Linked DNA regions of Homo sapiens: regions 1, 2 and 3 are each linked to region 4. A link is a contact called in ENCODE Hi-C or POLR2A ChIA-PET data. All regions are on one chromosome and are shown on one strand. The core of a region is the stretch at or near the end of the contact, and the rest is flanking DNA. Distances in the headings are between cores, read along the strand shown. Region 1 overlaps RFX3 (regulatory factor X3). Region 2 overlaps RFX3 (regulatory factor X3). Region 3 has its middle 65 kb from the start of RFX3-DT. Region 4 holds the start of GLIS3-AS2 (GLIS3 antisense RNA 2).

Evidence for each region. A loop is a pair of places that touch in the nucleus more often than their neighbours do. ChIA-PET counts read pairs that join two places held with the same protein, here RNA polymerase II (POLR2A). Pooled maps may share reads with other maps.
Region 1: a loop to region 4 is called in a map with no recorded cell type, with 2.6 times the contacts of the local background. The contact joins the enhancer-like site here to the promoter of GLIS3-AS2 in region 4. A Hi-C loop is called at or near these places in 1 of 37 single-sample maps with no recorded cell type and 5 of 50 pooled maps. POLR2A ChIA-PET finds 5 or more read pairs at or near these places in 1 of 52 experiments (activated CD4-positive, alpha-beta T cell).
Region 2: a map with no recorded cell type shows a loop between it and region 4 (3-fold over the local background). The contact joins the enhancer-like site here to the promoter of GLIS3-AS2 in region 4. A Hi-C loop is called at or near these places in 1 of 37 single-sample maps with no recorded cell type. POLR2A ChIA-PET finds 5 or more read pairs at or near these places in 2 of 52 experiments (BJ and activated T-cell).
Region 3: a map of Caco-2 shows a loop between it and region 4 (10-fold over the local background). The contact joins the enhancer-like site here to the promoter of GLIS3-AS2 in region 4. A Hi-C loop is called at or near these places in 9 of 168 maps with a recorded cell type or tissue (Caco-2, IMR-90, MCF 10A and 6 more), 21 of 37 single-sample maps with no recorded cell type and 23 of 50 pooled maps. POLR2A ChIA-PET finds 5 or more read pairs at or near these places in 2 of 52 experiments (MCF 10A and SK-N-SH).

Annotation. Positions count from the first base shown.
Region 1 is chr9:3,397,042-3,399,741 of GRCh38, forward strand. All of the region lies in intron 1 of RFX3 (regulatory factor X3), which reads right to left. Among named protein-coding and RNA genes, the nearest start is that of RFX3, 130 kb to the right of the region's middle. Within about 2 kb of position 1,295, at least 7 of the 41 ENCODE cell types and tissues checked have a DNase peak (open chromatin) inside an H3K27ac peak, as active enhancers do.
Region 2 is chr9:3,507,225-3,509,924 of GRCh38, forward strand. All of the region lies in intron 1 of RFX3 (regulatory factor X3), which reads right to left. Among named protein-coding and RNA genes, the nearest start is that of RFX3, 17 kb to the right of the region's middle. Within about 2 kb of position 1,332, at least 5 of the 41 ENCODE cell types and tissues checked have a DNase peak (open chromatin) inside an H3K27ac peak, as active enhancers do.
Region 3 is chr9:3,731,275-3,734,035 of GRCh38, forward strand. No RefSeq gene overlaps it. Among named protein-coding and RNA genes, the nearest start is that of RFX3-DT, 65 kb to the left of the region's middle. Within about 2 kb of position 1,482, at least 8 of the 41 ENCODE cell types and tissues checked have a DNase peak (open chromatin) inside an H3K27ac peak, as active enhancers do.
Region 4 is chr9:4,297,931-4,300,630 of GRCh38, forward strand. It overlaps GLIS3-AS2 (GLIS3 antisense RNA 2), which reads left to right and starts at 1,371. Exons shown (of 4, transcript NR_186824.1): 1 at 1,371-1,493. It overlaps GLIS3 (GLIS family zinc finger 3), which reads right to left and starts at 2,138. Exons shown (of 11, transcript NM_001042413.2): 1 at 1,491-2,138.

The sequences.
Region 1 (2,700 bases), core at 45-2,544, 900 kb before region 4:
AATACAGTTGAAAGATGAGGGAGACTACTATCATGTAAATGAGATTTGTAAACAAAGACATGTACTTTCTCTCATTCACAATTAAACATGCCACGTTTCTCAGTTTTGCCTGACCTGCCATTGTTTACTCTAACAGGTATGCTTTCTCCGGCTTCCTGGCCTTGACATCCCCTTTTACTACTTATGCATTCAATAAAAGAAATATGAATTTCCTTGCTATTGAGCAAAGACCAGATTTCTAGTTTTCTTTCCTGGAGGAATGGAGCAAGAGAAACAGTGTTTAATTGGTAGCATAAGAAAAGCACTGCATCATAGTTTAAATCTATATGAAATACAGTGAACATTAATTTTTAACTAAGAAATTTTTGAAAGAGTATTCAGTTTTTCAAGGAGAAAATTAACCCCTCTTGGCATCTGTTGTCACAGCATGACTTCTTCTAATTTTCCCCCAAAACCTTCAATCATATTCAATTTCAGAAACGGACCTCTGAAGACAATGCATCTATTCTTCTTATTTTGTAAACGAGGAACCTAAAACCCAGAGAGATTAAGAGACTTGTTCAAGGTGACAGGAGTAGACTTGGGACTGGGCTTTTTCACTTTGACTCTGTGCTTAATTTTCTTTCTACACTTTGACATTGGCATCTTTTTAGGGGATTATTTTCTCATTCTTTTGTTAGTGAAACCCCTAAAGCAGCACAATAAACCTTGTACATGCAAAAGGTATAGCAGTAACAACTAGCACTGATTGTTCAACACACGCTAAGAATTCTTTTAAGTGCTTGATATATTTATTAATTTAAAAATGAATCCATGTAACAACTCAATGCAGTTGGTATGACTATAATCTGCATTTACAAATGAGGAACCTCAGGCACAGAGAGCAGAAGTGGCTAGGGGTTTACAAAATAAATGGAAAGTGATCAATTCAGTGGCTAATACTCCTAGATGGGTTAGCTAATGCTCAGCTCCAGCATATTGTGAGTATGTGGGAAACTTCCTTCCATTTTCCGAAAGAAACTGAAAGTCCAGATTTTTATGTGAAATCTCACAAATGGTGGTTTATTTAAATGTAGTACTGATCTCCAAACACACACACACACACAATCTTTGAACCAGCATTAAGACCACAGAAATGACCAAAAATGTTTGAGAATGACACTATTTTTTACTACACAAAATTCTTGCCTAACGAGTATTACTAGAGGACCAATAGTTCTCAAAATTTGGGGAGAGAATACACAAATTAAGAACCCAGTCTGTGCCTCTTCCTCTTTCTTCTACCACAGACAGGAAACAAAAAAAAAAAATCCCTAAAAAAGAAAGCAAAAGCCAGGGTCCTTTGATTTATTACACATTTATATGCCATTTGTGCTATAGCAGAGGAACTATTAGTAAGAGTGAGGCAATGCTTTTCTGCAAAGAATAAGGAATGAACCAGACATTAGATATCATCTTCTGTGAGGTCTTTTTCAGCCTCTCTTGTCAACTCCAAGATGGCTGGTGGCCTCTGTCAGTTTAGTGTACAGATGAGGAAGACAGCGTTGCCAGTTATAGCTTCTCCTTTAAGCTGTTCAACTAAGAGTAGATGAGTTTCTTACAATGATGTCACTCGCACTAAATCTGCCTCCTATTTCCCCCAGAGCTGGATGGGAATGTTCCAGAGTCTAACTTGTTTGCACATACATTGTATTACAGACTACTCTACATACTTTTTTTGGTCTATGACCCACACTTTGACATCAACTGTTTTAGATCAAACACATGCAAGAATGTAAAGAAAAAAGTTCTCTTTAAAAATTAAAACTACCATGTATACATATGTAACTAACCTGCACAATGTGCACATGTACCCTAAAACTTAGAGTATAATAAAAAAAAAAAAAAAAAAAAAAAAAAATTAAAACTACCTTTAAAGTAATTCTTAACAACTCCCAATAAGCCACCTGGGAGAGCATATCAGAAGATAAAAGGCATAGATTTGGAAATTGGCCTTCTATGGACTACATTTGACTCCCCACTCGGGTTTTGTTTGACTCAGAGTGATTACAAAATTCTTAATTGCTAACATTTAAAAATCAGAAAACTTTGAACTAAAAAACAAATTTCCAGGCCGGGCACAGTGGTTCATGCCTGTAATCCCAACACTTTGGGAGGCCAAGGTGGGTGAATCACCTGAGGTCAGGAGTTCAAGACCACCCTGGACAATACGGTGAAACCCTGTCTCTGCTTAAAAAAAAAAAAAAAAAAAAATCAGCTGGTCATGGTGGTGGGCACCTGTAATCCCAGCTACTATGGAGGCTGAGACAGGAGAATCCCTTGAACTTGGGAGGCAGAGGTTGCAGTGAGCTGAGATCTCATCATTGCACTCCAGCCTGGGCGACAAGACCAAAACTCCGTCTCAAAACAAAAAACAAAAAAGAAACAAATTTCCAGAATTTCTTGAAACATCTGAAAATTTTAAAGAGGTGAGCACATATTATGTGTTCTATAGGCAAATTATTTAAATGGTTATACTCTTTTCAATTGAATGGCCTCTATAGGCATTTGAGTTTGTGACTCTTTTGAGGGTAATCAGAAATCTATTTCTACATATAAAGATTGAAGTAGAAAATTGCTTTTTGAGGGGGCCGGGGGCAGTGGCTCACGCTTGTAATCCCAGCACTTTGGGAGGCCAAGTGGGGCAGATCTCGAGGTCAG
Region 2 (2,700 bases), core at 82-2,581, 790 kb before region 4:
AAGTTAGGGACCACTCAAATTTTAGAAGAGATTAATTGAAGTAGGGTAGAAAACACATTCTAATAGAATAAAGGATGAGAACTAAGTTTTAGAGAAAAGAAATGACAAGGCAGAATTCAGACCATATAGGATAATAATAGCAATTGCCATTTATTAAACACTCACATGTCAGGCACAGTGCTATTTTGACTATGTCATATACTGTCTTTGAAACAATCTTTTCAGGTTGATTTTATTAATCCTATTTCACAGAATTTAAGTAATCTGCCTAACATTAAACTGCTAGTCAGTGGCAGAGCTCGAATTCACACCCAGGGCTGTTCATTTTGAAGTTCATGCTCTTAACCAATACATAATACAGTTGTCCCTCCGTAACCATGGGGAATTGGTTCCAGGACCTCCATCTTAAAAAAGGGTGCCCAACTCTCTTATATAAAATAGCATAGTATTTGTGTATAGCCTGTACACATCCTCCCGTGTATACTTTAAATCATCTCTAGATTAATTATAATTCCTAATACAATGTAAGTGCTATATAAAGTTGTTATACTGTATTTACTTTTTTTATTGTTGTGTTGTTATATATTGTTTTCTTTTTTCAAGTGTTTCCCATCCTCAGCTGGTTGAATTCACAAATGCAGATCCCACAGATACGAAATGTAGACTGGTCAAAAAAGGGGAAGTACAGAGAAAAGTGGTGAAATACAAGTTTGAAAATGGACATGAGACTATAAGCTTCCTAACAGCAAAGACTGTGGTTGTTCTGTGGGACACTGTGATAACTAATAAATATTTCTTAAACGACTCTGACGAAGAGGCAATGAGGAATCCTGAAAAGATTCTGACAGAGGGAAACGTAAAACTCTGAGCTATTTCTAAAAATTCAAAAAAACCTTCTTTTTAGAGGACTCTATTAATCTGAATTTTAAAAGTTAAGTAAAAATGATTCATAAGACATTAAGACCACGTTCCATATTTGAGTTTCCTTCTCTGCACATCCAACAAATACAGCAGTCTAGTATTTAGTTACTCTGGTAACTCAATCTCTATATTCAAATCCCAATTTAAGGCTTGCAAGTATTTAGCACTTTCTATTCATTTGAATTACACTTTCAATATTTGTATTTTCCATTCTAATTTATGAGTCAGTATATATGTTGATATATCAGAAATATAGTTCAATCTAAAAGTATATTATTTAGATCTCTCCCCCTAAAAACATTAACAGAAAGTAAAATGAATGTAATGCATTATATTCTGACTCTCTCAATTCATCTGAAACAGCGGCATTAAATTTTAAAAAATGATAAAGAATAAAAAAGAGGAACTTCTAGGCAAAAAATGCAAGAGCTAACTAATATTTCATCATACTTTCGTTTATTACATCTCCCTTTTTGTTGAAGGTGAGGCTAAATCCAAAGGGAACAGTTTTACAAGAAGGTTTATCTGTGGGGATTTACACCTTGTTAAAAGCAAATGACAAGCGGTTTTCCCCCACAGGAAACATACTCCTGTTTTATATAAATGTATCCTTTCATATTTGTTACCACAAATGAGGCTGCAGAGAGCATCAGGTTACATTGGGAAGTTCAATTGCCATATTCTTGGTTTCTCTTAAATTGACTGTTTCAAATAATTAACAGGGTTAGGGCTCAAACTGCTCATCTTTAGCACAATACCGAAACTAATTCAAGTCTGAGCTCACTGATTTACTTCTAATTGTAAAACACAGACACACACACACACACACACAGAAAGAGAGACACAGAGAGGAGAGAGAGAGAAATAATTAGACAAAATCTTGGTAATTACAATTCCTGCCACAGTCCCATACTATTAAAAAGTAAACAACATAACCTTCCAAAAACTCAGATTAAGAAAATAAAAAATCAGATAATAGCATAGTTGCCAGTATTGCGTCTGGTTGCTATGGAATAAAGGGCAGTCCGTTCATATATTCATTCTGTTCATTCACTGCTACTTAAGAGCGCTGCTACACTTTTAAAGCCCAGCTGGGCAAGTCTCAGCTTGTACCACCTATATCAGCTGCCAGTATTTTACTTTTGTTCCACAAAAGAGTGACCTACAAGAACAAAGATTTCCATTTTTAAAATTCATAATTAAATGAATGTTTACAAAAATTCTTAAAACAATTAAAAGCACCTTTACCCTCATCAAAAAAGTAAAGACGTGCATACCAGGACTGAAAATTATTTACACTAATACATTGATTATGACATACATCATTAATTCCCAATAAGAGGAAATACAAATAATAGGAATTAAATATACAATATTTTTCTTTTTAAAAAACCTAGTAAGTATGGCATTTCTCCTTAAAATAAAGCCTACTGATGGTTTGGAAAACATTTTTAAATTTTATTTCTACGTCATTCTAAAAATAATCCATATACCAAAAATTACATTTGGAAATAATTAGAACATTAAGGTATTTATGCAAACTTTGAATGCAGATTTATAAAACTTGCTTTTTCTAGAAAAAAATATGGAGTTCAAAATTATAGATAAACAGTTACTTAAAACACTAAAGGCAGTACATTTGAGTTCTTTGCCTTTAAAAAAAGTTTTGTATTAGCCCTAAGAACATTTGCGGAGGAGTGTGGAGGCTGGAGTTCGACAGTCCTAATTCTGATGTTCTATGTCATTGTACAAGTCACTTACCCTCAGTTTTCTTACCTA
Region 3 (2,761 bases), core at 232-2,731, 570 kb before region 4:
TGAATGCCAACCTCCTCATCCAGAAGGACTATGCTGAAGGCCACATAAGAAAGTGATGACTTATGTTTACTTGAGCCCCTGTAATCCCAGTGGAGAGACTGAGATGCCTACCCATGAAGCTGAAGCACATATTTGGAATACGTAATGCTTTGTATTTCTTTAAAAATTTAATTTAGTTCATTTTTAAAGAGATTTTATTAGTCCATTTTCTGCTGTTTTAACAGAATATCACAGGCTGGGTAATTCATTTTAAAAAAGAAGTTGATTTGGCTCACAGCTCTGGAGGCTAGGAAGTCCAATAGCATGGCCCCAGCATCTGGTGAGGGCCTTCCCATGCATCATCCGTGGCAGAAGGCATTATGTGGTGAGCAAGTGCATGAGGTGGAGAGAAAATGGGGGCCAAACTTACCCTTTGATCAGGACCCCACTTCTGAGATAACTAATCCACTCCTGTAACAGCATTAATCCATTCACCAGGCAGAGCCCTCATGACCTCATCACTTCTCAAAGGCCCCACTCCCCAATACCATTTTATTGGAAATTAAATGTCAGCATGGGTTTTGGAGGGAACATTCAAACCATAGCAGAGAAAAAAGGCACTCCTTAGTCTGTGGTGATTAAAAAGGGTGAAGGGAGCAGGAATAAACTCAGCAATTCAGCACCCTGCGTACACCAATCTGAGAGATATAAAAAATATTTCCTGTTCAGGCAACAAAAACTTAAAAGCCAATAGTTATGGTACGCAAATAACTGATAAGCTAAACTGTATTAACAGTATAAACTGTTTTGTATTCCACTCTATATAACTTTACCAGGTAGGTTCCATTCTGGATTATTACAAATAGGGATTTGACATTTCTTTTATAATTGGACGCCTGGGGTGTACAATAAAAATATTTCAGTCTCTGCACCTCCCCTCTCTGCTTCCTTCTTTTACAATGGCAAATTTCCCTTCTCTTCTACAAGCTGACAAAATACAGCCTGCTTTCTGGCTCGCATGTACCACATGCTGGTCACACACAGCTGTTTACAAAAATGCAGACTTTTGCTGCCTAGAAGAGTATTTTACCCGGTACTCAGCAGTTATAGACAAGTGATTATCTTTAAACTCTGATCTTAAATTTGAGTGATGTAAGATGGTTGATTTATTCTTTATAATTATTCCATAAAAATAATAAATAGATACCTAATCTGAAAGATAGTTACAGATCTTGCTTTATGGAGGTCACTGAATTCTTCAGTGTTCCATGAATAACACTGTTCGGGTCTAAGAGGTCACAGCACAAATAGAAAGTAGTGTTGGATACACATTTCTTAGTCTCTACCAACAGAGATCACCAACATGAGAATTGTTCAGAAGGATAACGATGCCTCAAGTATGTAAGGTATGTCTGTAATACAAATGAAACAGGCATTTGGGGGAGAAAAAACCTTTTGCCTTACTCGAGAGAGGAGCCATTCCAGAGGCTTGCCTGCACGGAAGTCTGTGGCTCTAGCTGCATTTCAATGCAGTGCTTAGTTTATTCACCAGGGGTCATCAAAGGTCTGGATTTTCTTTGTCTACTTGTTGACTCATATGTACTCTCTATATACACTCAAGAACCACTGGATTCTTTAGAATTGTGCATCAGGAGATGTGGCTTGCTTTCCTTCTCCCCACCACTCCAGGCCCACCCCCAGCACTTACTCTTTATAGATTTCTACCAGCACACTGCAGCAAGCAAGTCCATTAGATGCATCACAGAAATGCCTTTTCTAACTAAACTAACTTATTTAAAAAAAAAGAGAGAGAGGAAACATGGTATCTAATTAGGTTTTTAAAAAATAATCATTTTCCAAAGTTAGAAAGTGAAAGGCTTTTCACACTATTGTTTTCTAGATTCATGAACCAAATTGCATGCTTGGAAAACAAATGGGTCACGGTTCACTTCTGTTAGATTTCACTTAGTAACGGGTCACAGAGGGCCAGATCAGGTCACCAGATGAACCAGTTAACACTAGGCTGGGACTTTTTAGTCCCTGTTGAGCAAGTAAATAATGAAAGTTTTCAATGAAGATTTTGTTTCTGGCACGGGTAGGATCTCATGGGTCTTGGTGAACCTGATGTCTGGATTGAATACCACCTTTTGTGCAGCCCGCAGTTCCTATCTCAGTTTTCTGTGAAGCACCCTTAAATACCTTTAGTACATAGCTATTGCAAGTAGTTTGATACTTTCTTACCTCTATCCTCTGAATAAACCAGATTGCATCCTTTGAAAGCTCAAAAGTGAGACATATTTCAGCCACAACGAGGAGTGGATTCAGCTTATAGCTTCTTCCCAGGGGAACATAGCTTCTATTTATGAATCAGTGGTATTGAGAGGTGACAACCTGCTGACAGCCCTCGCAGCCCTCGCTCGCTTTCGGCGCCTCCTCGGCCTTGGCGCCCACTCTGGCCCCGCTCGAGGAGCCCTCCAGCCCGCCGCTGCACTGACGGAGCCCCTTTCTGGGCTGGCCAAGGCCGGAGCCTGCTCCCTCAGCTTGCAGGGAGGTGTGGAGGGAGACGCGCAGGCCGGAACCGGGGCTGCGCGCGGCGCTTGCGGGCCAGCGCGAGTTCCGGGTGGGCGTGGGCTCAGCGGGCCCGCACTCGGAGCAGCCGACCAGCCGGCAATCCCCGGGCAGTGAGGGGCTTAGCACCTGGGCCAGCAGCTGCTGTGCTCAATTTCTCGCCCGGCCTTAGCTGCTTCCCTGCGGGGCAGGGCTCGGGACCTGCAGCCCGCCA
Region 4 (2,700 bases), core at 121-2,620:
GCGGAGCTAGGGGCGGGTCCGGAGGCGGAGGCGACAGCGCCCGGCGGGGTACGCGCGGCTGCGACCCCGTCACTCCCCCGCCGCCTCCGCCCCTAACCCTCGGCCCCGTGCGCGAGCGAGCGAGGGAGCGAACGCAGCGCAACAAAACAAACTAGTGCCGGCTTCCTGTTGTGCAACTCGCTCCTGAGTGAGTCGGGGGCCGAAAGGGTGCTGCGGCTGGGAAGCCCGGGCGCCGGGGACCTGCGCGCGCTGCCCGGCCTGGCCGGAGCCTGTAGCCCGGGGGCGCCACGGCCGGGCTCGCAGTCCCCCCACGCCGGCCCCCCGGTCCCCGCCGAGCCAGTGTCCTCACCCTGTGGTTTCCTTTCGCTTCTCGCCTCCCAAACACCTCCAGCAAGTCGGAGGGCGCGAACGCGGAGCCAGAAACCCTTCCCCAAAGTTTCTCCCGCCAGGTACCTAATTGAATCATCCATAGGATGACAAATCAGCCAGGGCCAAGATTTCCAGACACTTGAGTGACTTCCCGGTCCCCGAGGTGACTTGTCAGCTCCAGTGAGTAACTTGGAACTGTCGCTCGGGGCAAGGTGTGTGTCTAGGAGAGAGCCGGCGGCTCACTCACGCTTTCCAGAGAGCGACCCGGGCCGACTTCAAAATACACACAGGGTCATTTATAGGGACTGGAGCCGCGCGCAGGACAACGTCTCCGAGACTGAGACATTTTCCAAACAGTGCTGACATTTTGTCGGGCCCCATAAAAAATGTAAACGCGAGGTGACGAACCCGGCGGGGAGGGTTCGTGTCTGGCTGTGTCTGCGTCCTGGCGGCGTGGGAGGTTATAGTTCCAGACCTGGCGGCTGCGGATCGCCGGGCCGGTACCCGCGAGGAGTGTAGGTACCCTCAGCCCGACCACCTCCCGCAATCATGGGGACACCGGCTTGGATGAGACACAGGCGTGGAAAACAGCCTTCGTGAAACTCCACAAACACGTGGAACTTGAAAAGACAACTACAGCCCCGCGTGTGCGCGAGAGACCTCACGTCACCCCATCAGTTCCCACTTCGCCAAAGTTTCCCTTCAGTGGGGACTCCAGAGTGGTGCGCCCCATGCCCGTGCGTCCTGTAACGTGCCCTGATTGTGTACCCCTCTGCCCGCTCTACTTGAAATGAAAACACAAAAACTGTTCCGAATTAGCGCAACTTTAAAGCCCCGTTATCTGTCTTCTACACTGGGCGCTCTTAGGCCACTGACAGAAACATGGTTTGAACCCTAATTGTTGCTATCAGTCTCAGTCAGCGCAGGTCTCTCAGTGACCTGTGACGCCGGGAGTTGAGGTGCGCGTATCCTTAAACCCGCGCGAACGCCACCGGCTCAGCGTAGAAAACTATTTGTAATCCCTAGTTTGCGTCTCTGAGCTTTAACTCCCCCACACTCTCAAGCGCCCGGTTTCTCCTCGTCTCTCGCCTGCGAGCAAAGTTCCTATGGCATCCACTTACCAGGTAACCGGGATTTCCACAACAAAGCCCGGCGTGCGGGTCCCTTCCCCCGGCCGGCCAGCGCGAGTGACAGCGGGCGGCCGGCGCTGGCGAGGAGTAACTTGGGGCTCCAGCCCTTCAGAGCGCTCCGCGGGCTGTGCCTCCTTCGGAAATGAAAACCCCCATCCAAACGGGGGGACGGAGCGCGGAAACCCGGCCCAAGTGCCGTGTGTGCGCGCGCGTCTGCGAGGGCAGCGGCGGCAGGGGGAGGAGGAGGCAGAGGCGGGGTGGCTGGACCCTCGGCATCAGCTCATTCTCCCCTGCTACACACATACACACACAAATAATGTTTCTAAAAAGTTCAGTTGCGACTTTGTGCCTCGCCTGTCCTGTTCATCCTCGTCCTGGGCCGGGGAATGCTTCTGGGGGCCGACCCCGGGATGCTGGCTAATTGCTGCCGGCGGGTTCCGTCGCCGGTGTGACCCTGGACGGCGCGGACGGCGTACAGGGGGTCCCGGGAGGGGCAGTGGCCGCGGCACTCGCCGCCGGTGCCCGTGCGCGCCGCGCTCTGGGCTGCCCGGGCGGCGCAGTGTGGACGCGGCTGCAGGGAGAGGGGAAGGGGGAAGAGGGAGGGAGGAAGGCAGCCGGGCGAGGAGTGTGGATGTGTGTGCGGCCGCGAGGGCCGGCCTGTAGCCAGCTGCTTCCTGAGTGTGAGCGCCGGAGGGGGAGGGGGAAGAGTGGGGGCGGGCTCGCGGGTCACTAGGCTGGCCAATTCGAAGGCCGAGCTTGTGTCTCCCTCTTGACGCATTCACACACACACACACACACACACACACACACACACACACTCCCCGTGCGCCAGAAGTCGAGGAACTCCAGAACAGGGTAACAGCAGGGAGACACTTCGCCTTCTTCCTGGCCTTATTTGTTAAACTGACTTATTTTAACATGAAAAAGTGTTAGTGTTTAGACAGGATTTGATGTCAGGTCATAAAAAAATAAACAAACAACCAAAAAAATCCGGTAGTAATACGGAGAGAATAACACAGTGAAAAATGGCAAAAGGGTTGCTTTGAAATATCGGATCGGATGCACATGACAGCTTCGAAACTGGATAGGTGAAGCACTAAGGAAGGCTTTGGCATCCTTTCCAAGTATAGGCAGGGAAGAGAGGAAGGTGATGGAAGTGTTAGAAGGGTATAAAATTCTGAACACAGGCTGTTAAGAATGG